2 separate regions of the Homo sapiens genome follow, and region 1 is linked to region 2. The links are chromatin loops, found by intact Hi-C in ENCODE. Cell type or tissue: GM12878. All regions are shown on one strand.

Region 1 (8,000 bases), 440 kb before region 2:
TCAATTTTAAAAAGAGAATGTTAAGATGAAAATGGAAGACACTTTCTTTAAAGTAAAACATACATTAATAGATAATATAGTTTTACATGACTGTGTTAGGCTAGATTTAACACAACTTTGTATGCCATGGTTTTTCTTTGTATCTTAAACACAAAACAATTTAAACAGGCTTAAAAAGTGAACACTGGCTATAGGCTAGTAGGAGGCAGGAATTGGGGAGAAGCGAAGGGGCAGATATGTCGCTTTCTACCAAACATCTCATAACCTGCAAGGGTGGCTAAGGCCGTGAAGGAGGGGACACAGTGTGACCACGGGGCCTGGCCAGGGAGCCCAGGAAGGGCCTTCCTGCAAAAGCCACCATGGGCGGGATGGACAGTAGGGTCATTAGGGTTTCAAGGAGCTGGGGAAGGCGGCCCCAGCACTGTGAGAAAGCCTGCAGAGCTGGAGGAAGGCCCATGGTAGAGGCAAATGAGTCTGGACCCTGTGTGCAGTGATCATGGCTTTGTCCCAACAGTAGTGAGGGCACTGCAGTGTCTTAAGTAAGGGGGTCAGGGAACTGGACTTCAGTTTCAGAAAGCTCCATGTGGCTGCAGCAGGCAGTGCGGCCTGGGGGACTTGCAGAAGACAAGGCGTGTGGCCAGTGCAGCAGTCCAGATGGGACGTGGTGATGCTGGTGGCCAATGTCGCCAGCCAGCAGCGACACTTGCAGGTCGAAGAAGAGTTTAAAGGAGAGGGCTGGTCAACACCACAGGTACATTTGAGAATAACCTTCACCTAGCTTTCTAGGTGAAGCGAGCAGAGGCTGCTGTGCTATGTGCTGGAAGTAGTCTTCTGGGTCTTGCTAAGTAGTGGCAATGGGCTAGCACTGCGTCTTCACATGCTGTCTTCAAAAGTGTGGATTCCTGCTGATGTGAGGAGTGGAGCCCTATTATCACTGAGCTGCTCAGAAGAAATTGAATTGAAAGGGAGACAATCACCGAGGGAAACAACATTCAAAATAATTTTCTACCCTGGATGCCAGCTTTATCCTGCATAGAAAAGAAAAGATTTCTTCTGAGGGAGCAGAGAATTAGAAGGGAGTCCTGCTGGATACTAAAAATGCACAAAAGGGCTGCCAATGTTTCTATCGGGCAAAGAATCAATGGAGAAACTTTCAGAAGGCAAGGCAGCTTAAGGCTGGTGTAAGTCTTAGCTACAGAGAGAAGATATTAGGTTAACAGGGAATCGGTCTCAGACCAAACACACAGCTGCCATGCTCTGCATTCGGATCCGTTCATGCCAGGAGATAGCAAGTGTGCTAGTTTTGCAGAGAGTTTGGAATCAGAAAAATTGGAGTCTGAATTTCATATTGGTTACTTCATAGTTAAGGGACCTTTGGACAATCAATAACCCCTCTAGCCTCAGTTTCGTCACTGAAAAAGAGGTTTAACAACGCCATCTTTTAGAGGGGTGCTGTAAGGGTTCAAATGAGATGTTTCATGTTAAAGTTCTCAGTACATAGTACATGCTCAATAAAAAACAGCAACAAACGCTAAGTATCTGGCACTGATTTAAGGTGCTTTGTGTGTATTAACTTCACTTGGTCCTCATAAGAACCCTATGAGAGTAGCCACCATTATTATAGTAGTCCCCCCTTACCCATGGTTTGGCTTTCTGTGATTTCAGTTATCCACAGTACAGTACAATAAGATATTTTGAGAGCGAGACCACATTCACATAACTCTTAATCCAGAATAAGAATAATGTTACACAGAATATTGTTATAATTGTCCTATTTTATTATTAGTTATTGTTGTTAATCTCTTACTATGCCTAATTTATAAATTAAACTTTACCATATGTATGCATAGGAAAAAGCATTGTGTATATAGGGTTCAGTACTATCTGAGGTTTCCGGCAACCACTGTGGGTCTTTTTTTCTTTTTTGAGACAGAGTTTTGCTCTTGTTGCCCAGGCTGGAGTGCAATGGCGCAATCTTGGCTCACTGCAACCTCCGCCTCCTGGGTTCAAGCAATTCTCCAGCCTCAGCCTCCCAAGTAGCTGGGATTACAGGCGTGTGCCACCACGCCCGACTAATTTTTGTATTCTTAGTAGAGATGGGATTTTGCCTTGTTGGCCAGGCTGGTCTCGATTTTCTGACCTCATGTGACCCACCTGCCTCGGCCTCCCAAAGTGCTGGGATTACAGGCATGAGCCACCACGCCCTGCCAACCACTGTGGGTCTTGAAACATATTCCCTGTGTGGATAAGGAGGGACTACTGCATTATCCCTATTTTACAGATGTGGAGACTTAGGCACAAAGAAGTTAGGTAGTTGCCCATGCCCATGAGTTGAGCATGATGGCTTCCCCATCTGCACTCTTTCCCGCTCAGCTACACTGCCTTTCGTTGGTCCGTTAACACCTAAGGAATTTATGGACAATAGAGACCCATGAATCCTTGCAACAAATGGAGAAAAGGAAGAGATAGAGAAGGGGGTGATGGAGGGGAGTAGGGACCAGTCGTTTCAGTATAAAGGTACTGAAGGAAGCTGAAAGACTTTTCTATTGAGAAATAGAGCAAGTAAAAATAATTTTTGTCTTTATTTCCCTATAGAAGTTAAGATATGCCCCAATTTCCTAAAACTTGTACCACTCATGGGCCTGGTCAATTTGCAACTCTAAACATTCGCCACTGCTGTACCTACAGCTTCCTAGAGCAAGCCTGTCTCTGCTATTAACTGTAAATGAAGAAGGAAGGGTAAAGAGGTCGTTAGCTGTTTGTAAGCTTCTATTTCGCCAAAGCTGTAAAGCACATGGTGGCACTATGGCTACATACACAACTGTGTATTAATCCTTCTGGTACCCAGATTAGCTTCATGCTTCAGGAAGGAGAAAAAACTAAACTTGCAGCATGCCCTATAGAGCAGAGCTTGCTTCATGGGATTAGATCTCCAATAACACTGGTTATCCTTAACTCTCTGCACAAGGAACTAAGAAAACAGAAGACACTCCATGTGTAACTTTGTCCCATGAAAGTTCATTTTCAGAATGCTGAAATCATATTCCGTAAGTTCTTTTTCTTCTCCTGTGCCAGTGACCGTAAAGTACAGAAGCACATCCGTTCTCAGGTGACACCCAGCTTTGCGGTGGAAAAAGCACTTCAGTAAGGGGTGGTGAGGCTGACACCTCGTTCATGCTGCTCAGTGACTGTCACTGTTGGCAGCGGGCAGCGGAGAGGCAAGTTCCAGGAGGTACCGGACACAGGATGAAGCGGGCTGCATCTTCCCAGGGAGTAAAACAATCCATGAAATGCACTGGACTTTACGACGTGCCCCGAAGCATGTTTGTACTGTCCTCCAACTGGTTACTTCAGCCAGTTACCAACTGTTCCAGAAAAGGAGCCAGTTTGTGAACACCATATAGCCCTTGCTTCTGAATCCTCAGCTGCCTAGACTTCAGTCATTTTATTATGAAAAAGCCCCTCCATCCAGAAAGTAAGCCAAGGAAGTGGAAAAAAGCAAGAAAAGAGGTTTATTTCTGGTTAATATTTTTGGTAAAAAGTTGATAGAGGAGGAGGTGGAAATTAACAGCTAATGGGGAGGGAATCATCACTTATTTTCACTCAACAAAATCATCATCTATCACAACATATTCCCTTTGGCCCGGGTCAAAGACAGGCTAGCTGGAAGACTTACATAATTCATAAATATTCAGTAACTCTTCAGTAGCAGCATCTGGAAGTTGATGGTATGGACATCAAAGAGCCCAAGCCCCCTGTTAATTTCCCTGGGTTTTGAAAATACAATCTTATAAAACTTTTATCTCCTTGAGTTTCTTTTCTGGATACAAGTGAAATGGCTGTGGAAAGTATATTTTGATTTTTCTCCTGTAGAAAATCTAAGGGCTAAGATATGAAGGGGCAGGGGTGTCATAGTGAGTGGACAATTCCAGGCCAGGCATGGGATGTGGGGTCAGCAGCACAGGGCTGAGAAAGGAAAAGACTTACAATAAATAATAAAAGTCCATAAAGGATTATGGCTCTAAATAGTGATACATTTTGCTAAGTGCCTATTGTGACACCAGTATTTCCACCTTTAACACCTGAGGGCCAACAGAGAGTTTTGTCTCATGCAGAAGAGAAGGCTCATCTACTTAAAATCAACCCTCCCCAAGTGCCACCACTGAAACCAAACGTTACAGGGATTCTCATTTTGACAGCAATAACAAAACCAAAAGAAAACAGAAAAGAAGGTGAGTACAGACTGTGAGAGAAAGTTTGGAAAAGACCTTCTTTGGTAATGACACAACAGTTTTAAAGGAGCAATAGAGAAGAAACAGATTTTTTTTCTAAGAGACAGTAACTTTCAAGACTAAACTTGGGAATGACAAATAGAAAAGAAAAAGATTAAATAAAGAAAGACTGCACTGTAATGAGTTTTTACTTGGAACTCAGAAGGGACTAGATAGATCAGGGTGGCATGAAATTCTATTAAATGTAAGAGTTTCTGGCAAATCATCCTAAAGTGACAGTCTGACTTCTATCTGCACAGAGACAAATTACCTTAGTAGATTTTTTTAAAATAGTGAATCTTAAAAAAAAAATTCTTCGGTGAATTAATCAAGTAAAAGTACTCGATTATCATATATTCAGCCATATATTATGTGACCTAACAGGGTTTACAGATTTCGAGAGCTGGATAAAACATGTCTGAAAGAATCTGGGGTAATTTTTAATTTTCTTTTGTGTTACTTTAAGGAAATTTTAAAAACAAGCTATCTGACTTAGATATATGTCTGAGAAACTATATGTTGCAAAAAGAGAGCTGGAAGTCCCAGCGTGGGGTACAACAGTTCTGTGGGAGCCAACGTGTTCTTTCTCTAACCACTACCTGCTCCCCAGCAGACCTCAGCCCCTGGGCCCCTCACCAGGTGGTTTTCTATCCCTCCTGGTAACAGTGTCTTCCTCTTCTCTACTCAGACCCAGTTGTTAAGCCACTGCAATACTGGTTTTCCATGTTGATACATCATGTTATTTTTTAAGAACTGAAATGCCACAGATGTGTCAGTATTTTAAAAACTCTGACCTTTGAATCACTTAGACCTTGAGAAACCCTCCAGGAGTTACACACGGCATTAACATTTTGAAGTGTACAGGAAGCAGTTAGTTGAGAAAATAGTTTTCCATGTTTCCAAAAGCCACGAGAAAAGGCAGGCAACAGATGAAAGTTATCTCAATAATTAATCTGACTTTAGTTCAAACATCTTTTGAATATGTGGAATATGCATGTTAGAGAATTAAAATGAATACAGGTAACTTGCATATGGGATCTCCATGTCTGTGTTTCATATAATGAAACTAAAGGAAATGAGAACAAACCGGAAATGTTTTCTTTGAACAAAAACTAGAGCTTGCTAATAATAACAGATTACAGGCCTTGCCAAAAGACAAAAAAAGTGTTTTTTTTTTAATGCTTCTTAAACATATCAAATAAGAAAGGTGGGTTTATTCAAAGATAAGGAATAAAGGAAATCTTTGTATTAGTTATAACTACCTCCTCAACATTTCCTCAAGTACTTTAAGGTGAGAAGACATTCTTCGAGAAGCTGGAATAGCTTACATGAAAATAAGGTCACAACTGAAAAACAAAAACACTTTATTTTTACATATTTCACTTTTTGAAAAGATCAAATAAGAATATTTCATTTTCAACTTAATTTTCATGATTAATGCCGTTTTCTTCACTTTTAGTGATTTTCTTTTTCTCAACTATTACTTCCTTTTATTAATTTATTTGCTAATAACTTAATAGACGCTTATATTTCTTTTCATATATTTATATATGTACATGTTGTATAACATATTTATAAGTAATTGTATTTGAAATATATTAAGTGCTTAGTTCTACATATTTTTGTAAAAAAATTTCGAACACTTTAAAAAATAAAATGCAAACACTCTATACAGTTGCATCAGTATCATGTGAAATATAGAAGAAAACCCTGACACAGTCCTTTTGTTCTGCAGTAGCAATCACTCTATGTGGCCTAGGACCATGTGTGGTCTTCCTAACTTCCTCATTTTCATTTTGAATGAGCAGTTGTAGAGCTGTTGCTTCTGAAATGTGCCCAGATATTAACATGTTACGTATAACAATCAGGGCCAGTTGTCTTACTAACATCCTTGCAGTCAATTGAAAAGGTAATCTATAATGAAAGAAAACACTTTTAATGGTACGCATGAACATTGCCCTTCCCTTTTCAATACCACAGAAATGAGGAACCCTGTTCCTAAAGATTTTATTTATTGTGACGAAAAGGACCCCGGATGGCAGGTTAGGGAATGTGGGGGTGGACAAGAGTGCCCAAGATTAAAAATGACTGTGAGTCTCAGCCCTGAAGGCAACCCTGACCATCTGAAAGAGAAAATTCTGTATTTGACCATACAAGGGACATAACAGGGACCTCCTGTGACCCCAGTGGGTTAGGCCTGAAAACTCGGTCATTGATCATGTTGGGCTCACACATTTTCAAAGAAAGAGGGGCAGTTGTGAATAAAACTTGGATTATTCCTATACATTGGCAAGCTTCAGCTGGGGCATTTATCTAAAAATCGAGGCTGGCATTGCAGATTCAGTGTGTTTCTAAATGGGCCTGTGGGCAGAGGGGACTCAAGGGTTCTCAATCACTCTACTAGCATATAGGCAGCAGATTTTCTTCTTTAATTTTTGGAGGTGACAAGGAAGCTAAGATGGGTTTCCTCTCCTCCAATTCCGTTGATGCGGCTGCATAACTTGGCTGTGGCCAATGAAACAGAAACTGTAGCAATTAAAAACTAAAGGTGTTGTTAATTTTGTAAGATGTGAACTAGCATCATGGAAAATCTCCTTACTTTTTAGAGATATATACCAAAGAATCTGGGAATGAATGTTTGATATCTGGGATGTGACTTAAAATGCAGGAGGAAAAAGGACGGGTAAACCAAGTGTGGCAAAATGTTGATACTTGTTCAATATGGGTGATGGGAATATAGTGATTCATTATTTTTTCTATTTTGGTTAAAAAATTTCATAATAATAAAAAATCAATAGCAACGACCAAACAAAAAATCCAACCCAGACAAGCCACCAAACAGAATAAGAAATGGCAGTAAAAGAAAATACAAGACTGTGCATGATGGCTCACTCCTGTAATCCCAGCACTTTGGGAGACCAAGGCAGGAGGATCACTTGAGCCCAGGAATTCAAGAACAGCTTGGGCAACATGGCAGAAACCCTGTCTCTACAAAAAAATACAAAAATTAGCCAAGTGTGGTGGTGCATGCCTGTAGTCCCAGCTACATGAGAGGCTGAGGTGGGAGGATCACTTGAGCCCAGGAGGTAGAGGCTGCAGTGAGTGGAGATTGTGCCACTGCACTCCAGCCTGGGCGACAGGGCAAGACCTCGTCTCAAAAAAACAAACAAACAAACAAAAAACAAAACAAAACCACACACACACACACACACACACACACACACACAGAGCAAATACAAATGTCTCCCCATGAACAAAATGCTTAAGAGCACTAGGAATCAATAAATCAAAGACTTTAAATGGAAGATATAATTTTTCACCCTCCAATCATTAAAAAAATTTTAATGATAAGCACAGAGTTGATCGGGCCTTTGAAATATTCTCTGTCTCCCTCTGTCTCTGTCTCTCATGAAAACTGTTAGAACTGCAGATTCAATCTTCTTAAAAGTCATTTTGACAATTGGTACCAATAGCCTGAAAAATGTGAATACTGTTTTGAGTCATGTCAGGCCTCTGAGCCCAAGCCAAGCCATCGCATCCCCTGTGACTTGCACGTATATGCCTAGATGGCCTGAAGTAACTGAAGAATCACAAAAGAAGTGAATATGCCCTGCCCCACCTTAACTGATGACATTCCACCACAAAAGAAGTGTAAATGGCCGGTCCTTGCCTTAACTGATGACATTACCTTGTGTGCGACCCCCACTCCTGCCTGCCAGAGAACAAACC
Region 2 (8,000 bases):
CAATTGAAGGTTTCTGCCTCAGAAGATCAGGTACACCCTCACCTGTCTGACAGCATTGTAGGAGTAACTAGCAAACAGGGAATTCAAGAATGAATTAAAGAACTGAGCCATGAAGTCTTCGTTCCAATACTAGCTGGGTCTTCCAGGAGGGGTCACCACGTTTATGGAGACAAGCTTAGCAGGAAGTAGTGAGATTACTTTTTCCTTTTCTAGGCTGTGAATGAAGAGTTGTTTAGTCTTCTAAAGAGACAATCTGGCTAATGTTCACACTCACAGGATGTGAAAACATCAAAAATAGAATGAGAATTTCATATGACAAAAATAACACAAGGTCAAAAGAATATATTTAACATAGTCACCAACACAGAACTGGCCTCTTCTGACTGGCTCTGGAACTGTTGTCCAATTTTACAGAGTTTTTTAGATGTATTTTTATATAAATGAAGAAAAACACTTGAACCTATTGAGTCTGATGCAAAGCAAAGCTGGATGGTATGACATGAGCTTTCGTTGACTCTGCCACTGCCCCACAACCTAGATGTAGTTTTCCCTAAAAGGCTGCATTGATAATTTCATCTTTAGACACTGGAACTTTCAGAAGGCTTCCAAATGTTAGTTAAAAAGTAAATGTGAGTAGGCTGTGACCCAAATGCACATTAACGATTTTTAATATACATTTTGTTTTGTTTTGTCAACATGACCTTTAATTACCTTCCAGTGGTAATTTTCCTTTTCATGGTACTGTGTTTATGTTGAACAAAAGCCTCAGAAGAGATTTCTTCTACATAAAAGAATGAGGCAGTTTTGATTTGGGGATTAAAAACCAGACTTATTTGTTCTTAGATCCATGTCTCTTAAAAAGGTTGACTCAGGTTTCTGTGATTTATCTAACCTAGATGATGTCCTGATAATCTACTCTTGGCCTTTATTTATTCTCAACAATTATAAACATTTGGCAGTTAGGACCTCATTTAGAAGACTTCTAGGCAGAAGAAATTTAAAAAACCCTGGAAGTCACTTCTGAAAATAATTATGTTTTTCTATTCTCCTCTGTTTTCTCTTCTGAATATTTAACATACCTAATTATGACACAACTAATTCTGGTGTTCAGAATTAGTACACAAATGGTCAGTTTTGGTAACCAATGGGTAGGTACAACCCATCTCGCATTCTTTTTGGAACCTAGTAGAACATAAATGCATACAGAGTAAACGAGTCTAAATGCAGTGGTTCTCAGCTTCCGCCACACATTGGAATCACCTGGGTGGCTTCTAAAAACTATGCTGCCTGGGCCTATCCTGACAGATTGAGTTAACAGGTGTTGGGCAGGGTCCTGACATCACTAGTACGGCACAGCTCCCAGGTGATTCTAATGTGGGCCAGGTTAAAGAGCCAGGTCTGGTATTGCGGTGGAGTCAGAGGACTCTGGAGGTAGACAATTCAGCCATGGTGCACCAGCTCTGCTATCTATGTGAACTGGGGTGAGTTATTTGACCTCTCTGAGGCTTGGTTTTCTAGTTTGGACAATGAGAGCAAGCATAGCTATTGTGCAGGGCTATTGTAAAGATTACATGCATTAATAAGGCAAATTAAGTGCCTAATGCAGTGCCTAGCACATGGGCGGTACCAAATAACTGCCAGACTCTTCTTCTAATACTTCAAAGTGTCTTCACATCTGCTTTGTGATTTAATGTTCACTTCAACCTTGTGGGATAGGAGAAGAATACGGGCTTGCAAGTTTGGGTGTCTATAGGTCTGGCTGATTTAGACTTTCATATCATTTCATTATTAAAATAATTCCATATCCTCTCTGTCCTCTGGAGAATCTCAGGTTCTCAGTCCGTGGAGCTCTTTTCTCTACACATTCCCTTAGTGATCTCATCCAATCTGATAGTCTAAAATAACATCCATAGCCTGCAAACTTCAGCCTGGATCAGGATTCCAGACTCCACTGGATGTCAAAAAGACATATCAAACTTCACATGTGCAAATCCAAACTCTTGATCTGTTCCCACATGACTTTCAACCACTAACATCTGCTCCTCTGCAGTCTTCCCTAAGCCAGTAAATGGATCCTTACACCCCTCAGGCCAAACATCTTGAATTCCTTTCTTTTACCTACATATCCAATTCACCAGCAATTCCTATTAGTTCTGTGTTCAAAATGGATCTCAAATCCAAAGCTTCTCAACTCTTCCACCCCTATTACCTTTGACCAAACCACCCTAAACTCTTGTCTGGATAAAAGCCTCTCTCTTGAGTCTTCCTTTCTCACTGCCACACCTTCCCACAAAACCCCAGTCTACTTTTAACAGAACAACCATAGGGATCCTTTCAAAGTAGAAGTGAGATCTTGTCCCTCATCAATTCAAAACCCCCAATGGCTTCCCCTCTCATTCTGAGTAAGAGGCAAGTCCCTACAATGGCCAATAAGGCCTAACACAATATTATTGGCCCCTCTCCCATTACCATTCCCCGGTCTCCTATCTCTCACTCATTCTGCTCCCAAGGTGAGCTTCCTCCTCCTTCCTCCAACATGCCAAGCGCACTGCTGCCTCAGGTCTTTGCCTTCACTGTTCCTTCTCCTTGGAATCTCCTTCCCCGAAATATCCACAGGCTTGCTCCCTATTTCCTTCAGGTATTTTGACCCAATGTGCCCTTTAAGGCTGAAACCTTCTCATCTCCACCCTGGCATTCCTGATTCTCCTTTCTGGTTTTCTTTTTCTCCATTGCTTACCACCATCTGATGTCCTGTATATTCAAGTGTCTGCTTATTCCCACTAGAAATTTTGGAAGCTAGATGAGGGCAAGAACTTTTTTGGTGTTTTGTTCACTGCTGTCCCCCTACAGCCTAGAGCAGGGCACATAGTAAGTACCAAATAAACACTTGCTGAATGAATGAATGGATGATGTAGATTATGTTTTAAAAGCATCTTTTCATTGGCACTGTATAGAGCAAACTTGTAGCAAAGGCAGCCCTGGGAAGTGTCACAGCTACAATTTCATTAACATGCTCAGCTTCGGTACAGATGACATTCCAAATCAGCTGGCTTCCTGGGGCCCAGGAATCTTTTGAGTTGTGTCCAATTTTATATCTCCTCCTGCCCCTAGGGTAACTTGTCAAAAACCTACTGGGTACCCCATAGCTTGAAAAAGTGGGTAGCTAACTTTAATTTCTGGCTGGAGTTGTTTGGATGGGGCTGTAAATGGGGACATACAAGGGGAAACTGTTACCCTTGCTTTGCAGCTGTAGGCTCATGTATTCTTTACTGCAAAGAAGCATGGAGCGGGCTGTCATTAAAGACACTCAACCTGGTTTCTAGTGTCTGGTTCAATTAAGAGAACTTCTAGGAAGAGACATGACCAAATAAATAATTGGAGAGATGCAACTCTGAAAGGACAATTGTTTTTTATCGATCTCTGTTTGCAAGTTGAAATTGAGAGATACAAACTTTAAGTGGATGGGCTCTCCTGGGTGAGAGTCTTCACTTCAAACGCAGTAAATGAGTGTTGTTTTGTGATGCACATTTTAGTACTGCTAGAGGTAAACTTTCTAAATATTAATAATAATAATAAACAAATCCCTCTGCAACTGACAGCGAGTGCACAGATGAACAGGGATTTCCAGGAAACAGGCTGTTCTGGTCTTCTGGATGTGGCAAAGTCTTCATCAGAAGGGACAAGCTCCAGAACAACAGAAAGTGTGCCCCTCATTACTTTGGAATTCCCCTTTCAGGAGCACTGAGGGCATGTGAGTTGATTTTTAATGGGTAAAATTAATCTCTTTAGAGCCATCTCTATTATAAGGTATTTTTTAGTTTGAAATTAATAGGAAACTATGGAATTAAAAGCTTCTAATGCTAAGAGCTGTCATTAGGAAGCGCAGTGACAAGGATTCAATATACTGTGAGGTGCCACTGTACAATATGTGGGATTTTTCATGTCTCCTTGCCATTGAGCTGTAGGTGACAACTGCAGGTAGAGCTTAGCTAGAATGAAGCTGACACATGCAAGCACTTGGCCCCTCTTGTTCCTGCTCCATCACTCAGGCTGAGCAAGCATCAGATAGCTAACACGCCACTCATAGGTACATCTAGAGGGCTGGGTGGTGTGATGGAAAGGACGTGGGCTTTGAAATTAGAGACCTGAGTTTAAATCCTCACTGTACCACCCACCAGCTATATAAGCAGATGATCTTACCCTAACCCCCCTCAGTTTCCACATCTGACTCAAATGAGGTTAAAATAACTATCTCGAAGGGTGGTTAGAGGTTTCAAGTGAGACAGTGTATGGGAAGTACCTAGTATAGTACCTGGCATAGAGTGAGCATCCCCAAAATGATAGCTATTAGGATTATTATTGTTGCTGTTGTTGTTATTATTATTATAAGAAGTAGCATTATGAAATAGTATTATGGGGCTCAAATTTAGCAGTCTACCAGGACTGGCCAGGGAGGGGCTTGTCACTGAGATCATTCAGGATGAGGTGTGCAGCACTTCTAAAACACTGCAGATGGTGATGCTGTGGACTGCCCTGGGAACTGAAACTCCCTCCCGCCGATGCTGCCCAAACTCCCACTGGCCTCATCTGTTTACAAGCCCTGTATTCTTGGTAAGTGCTCATGATCATATTTGGTCTACTGCCCCTTTCAGAACACTGACTTCTGGGAAGCAGTGATTCCATCTCCTGTTCTTTGTTTTAAAAAAATCTTTCTACAGTAATAATTGTGTTGTAAGAGTTTTAAAAAAATCACCTAGGTCCCCTTTCATAAAGGGATTTATATAAGGATAACTTTCAAATGGCATTCTGAATTTATTTTAAATATGCTTCAGTTTTGCCCTCAGCTTGCCAGGAAGACATGATCTTAAAGAAAGCAAGCTGCTTCTGGAGGGAGTGCTAGGTATTTTGGGCACTAAATGGGTGGTTCTCTTTTGTTCAGATTATACTTTTTTTTTTTTTTTTTTTTTGAGACGGAGTCTCACTCTGTCACCCAGGCTGGAGTGCAGTGCCATGATCTTGGATCACTGCAACCTCTGCCTCCCGGGTTCAAGTGATTCTCTTGCCTCAGCTTCCCAAGTAGCTGGGATTACAGGTGCCTGCCACCCCGCCTGGCTAGTTTTTGTATTTTTAGTAGAGACAGGGTTTCACCATGTTGGCCAGGATGGTCTCAATCTCTTCACCTCAGGTGATCCACCAGCCTCCGCCCCCCAAAGTTCTGGGATTACAGGCATGAGCCACCGTGCCTGGCCTAGATTATACCTTATATTAATAAAATACTGGCATACTTTTACATCCAAATACTGTTGTTTAACCAGATTAATACAAATGAAACTCAAAAGGACATTCGAAGTTAGGCAAAATGTGGTAACCACAGCTACAAATTAGAAAAACTGGAGCCAGGTTTTTATCCTTCCTAGACAGGACCACAATATCATATATTGAAACCATGGAATGAGGAAGAAGGTGATTCCTGGAAATTAGGGTCCGGGCCTACTGCATTTGTTTTAAATGATTGCTTATTATTATACAATACTTAGTAGTATGTCATAAGTAGTTATGTCATAAGGATATTCTTTTGGCTGATGATGGAATATAAAGTATTTCAAAGTGGGGTATATTGTGGCCAGTCTTAAGTAAGAAAAACAACAACCAACCACCCAGAGTTGACTGAAACTGGTTCCTACTGTCATCAAAATGCACCTACACAAAACCTGACTGAATATTCTGCTAGATCAAAGCTTCCTAAGAATCTGGGTACATGAGCTAGCACATCTGAAACCTGAGAGGTGACTCTAGATGGCAATAATGAGTGGCTTTCAAACTTTAATGTGCATGATACCCTCTTTTGAAATATGTTACATGTGTCGGACATCAGGGTTTTATCCTTAAAATTCAGAATCAGTAGGCTTGAGCAAATCTGTTTTGTTTTTAAATTTTTATTTCTTTTAAGAAACAATGTGCTATAATTTTGAGGATCACTCTTTGAGAAATGCTGGTCTATGGTGTCCATCCAAAGGGCTCAAGATTCTAAAGCTACATACTTAAGCCCTTCAAAATCAGAATTACTGAATAGTAGAGCTAGAAGAGCCCCAGAGATCATCTAGTCTGAACTTTTCATAGCCAGTGGACCACAGGGTTGAGATGTTTCACAGCACAGGGCTCTTTCTGCAGAACTCTCACTACAGCTTAGCATGGTGGCTAATAGCTAGGCCTGGGCTTGATTTCTGGCTCTGCCACTTGGCATCATGTGACTTGGGCAAGTCATGGATCACTTGGGAACTTCCCTTATCTAGTGTGATTGTGGAAGTCATGTGAGCTGGTGCCCACAAAGTATTTATGGGAAGTGACCTACACCAAGCTGGTCATGTATAAGTTCTGGATTCTTTCCAGCAGATAAGGTATAAGCAGGAGATAAGGTATTCCAGCAGACAAGGCCAAAGGAAGTTTAAGGTAGGTGAAGCTTAGCTGTACTACTATAATTTTGCCAGCAGGTTTTAATGAAAGTAAGTTGTTGCCCCCATAGAAGTTTTTTTTTTTTTTTAAACTCAACATACACTAGTAGTTCAACACAAAAATATTTTATGCAACCTACCCTATAAAATGGCAGTCTCAGCTTGGACCTTTTAGGTGCTCTCAGAGCACCTTGCATGAGAGGGTCCCTCAAAGCTACGTAATGACATTCCAGAGCAGAATTTGGTGATCTTCCAGTCAGATTCAGGAAACCACAGATCCTCCCAACAGTAGCTGGACACAAAATGAGGTAGGGATCACTCCCGCACATCCCTGATGGTTTCATATGTAGACTATGGGATTTGCCAGATTCTTATAGCAAGTGGGAAGTCTCTCTCAAACTTTTAGGCAGTCCAGATATCAATGAGAACCCATTTATTACATTTATCATGCAAAGTAACAAGTCAGTAATTTCACCAATCAAAATAATGAATTTCTGTATTCATTATGCTAATTAGTAAGGTCTCTGGTTGATAGAGATATAACAAAAGTATTTGTTGTAGCTGCCTCTGGAGTGAGTATTTCCCTTCTGATAAAGTTGTGGCTGAACACTACAGTGAAAATTTTCTGTTAGAGCAATTGGCTGTTCCTGGCACTGAAGTCTAAACTAACAAGTACATACATAATTACCACACTGTCCACAGAGAAGTATTTTAAAGTAAACTTTATGTAACTAGCACTTTGCACAATGTTTACCTATTAAATGCCCAATTAATGTTTGCTGCTATTATTACTATTGAAAATGTGTTGAGTAAATCAAAAAAGGTATAAAAACTGTTACATAAGCTGAATAAAATAATAATCTAAATAAAAGAAATCTTATGCAAATTAAGAATCACTTTAAGTCTTAATTTAGCTCTGCTTCCTACATGGTATCAGAAATTTGGGTTAAAGTTCAGTGAAGGCCTGGTGCAGTGGCTCATACTTGTAATCCCAGTGCTTTGAGAGGCTGAGGTGGGAGGATTGCTTGAGGCCAGGAGTTTAAGATCAGCCTGGGCAACATAACGAAGCCCCCGTCTCTACAAAAAAATTTTTAAAAATTAGCCAGGCATGGTGGCTCAGGCCTGTAGCCCCAGCTACTCAGGAGACTGAGGTAGGAGGATGGTTGGAGCCCAGGAGTTGGAGGCTGCAGTGAGCTATGATCATGCCACCGCACTCTAGCCTGAGTGAGAGTGAGACTCCATCTAAAAAAAAAAAATCCACTGAAAAAGGGACAGCAGAAGCCAAAGCCTACGTGGTGACTATTTGAGGAAGAAGGTAAAACCTTCTCGCTAAGCAAGCTATAAAGCAATCTTTTTTAGACCTTGGGTTGTGACCCATTAGTGAGCTACAAAATCAATTCTGGATCACATTGTAAAATATATTTCTAAATGTAGATTGTGGTTAAAAACATTTGACGTGGAGGAAGAAGAGGAGGAATAGAGCATGAGAGTATCAGGGTGAACATCTGGCATATCATTAAGATGAATGATACTTGAGGGTCAAGCTGG

What was found. Peaks named below come from ENCODE experiments on the same cell type or tissue, not always from the same donor. Only the 100,000 strongest peaks of a DNase experiment are listed, where the experiment ranks them.
Region 1: a loop joins it to region 2, with 8 times the contacts of the local background. A loop is called at or near these places in 2 of 110 quality-filtered maps.

Annotation. Positions count from the first base shown.
Region 1 is chr4:145,824,838-145,832,837 of GRCh38, forward strand. All of the region lies in intron 7 of ZNF827 (zinc finger protein 827), which reads right to left. Among named protein-coding and RNA genes, the nearest start is that of ZNF827, 110 kb to the right of the region's middle. RefSeq lists enhancers at 428-996, 7,544-8,000. In GM12878, no CTCF peak of the experiment used is centred here; DNase peaks (open chromatin) are centred at 4,162 and 5,032; H3K4me3 peaks cover 582 bases; H3K27ac peaks cover 4,610 bases.
Region 2 is chr4:146,269,255-146,277,254 of GRCh38, forward strand. All of the region lies in intron 10 of SLC10A7 (solute carrier family 10 member 7), which reads right to left. Among named protein-coding and RNA genes, the nearest start is that of REELD1, 59 kb to the left of the region's middle. RefSeq lists enhancers at 4-63, 4,287-4,496. In GM12878, no CTCF peak of the experiment used is centred here; DNase peaks (open chromatin) are centred at 227, 2,347, 4,187, 4,537 and 3 weaker places; H3K4me3 peaks cover 2,673 bases; H3K27ac peaks cover 6,938 bases.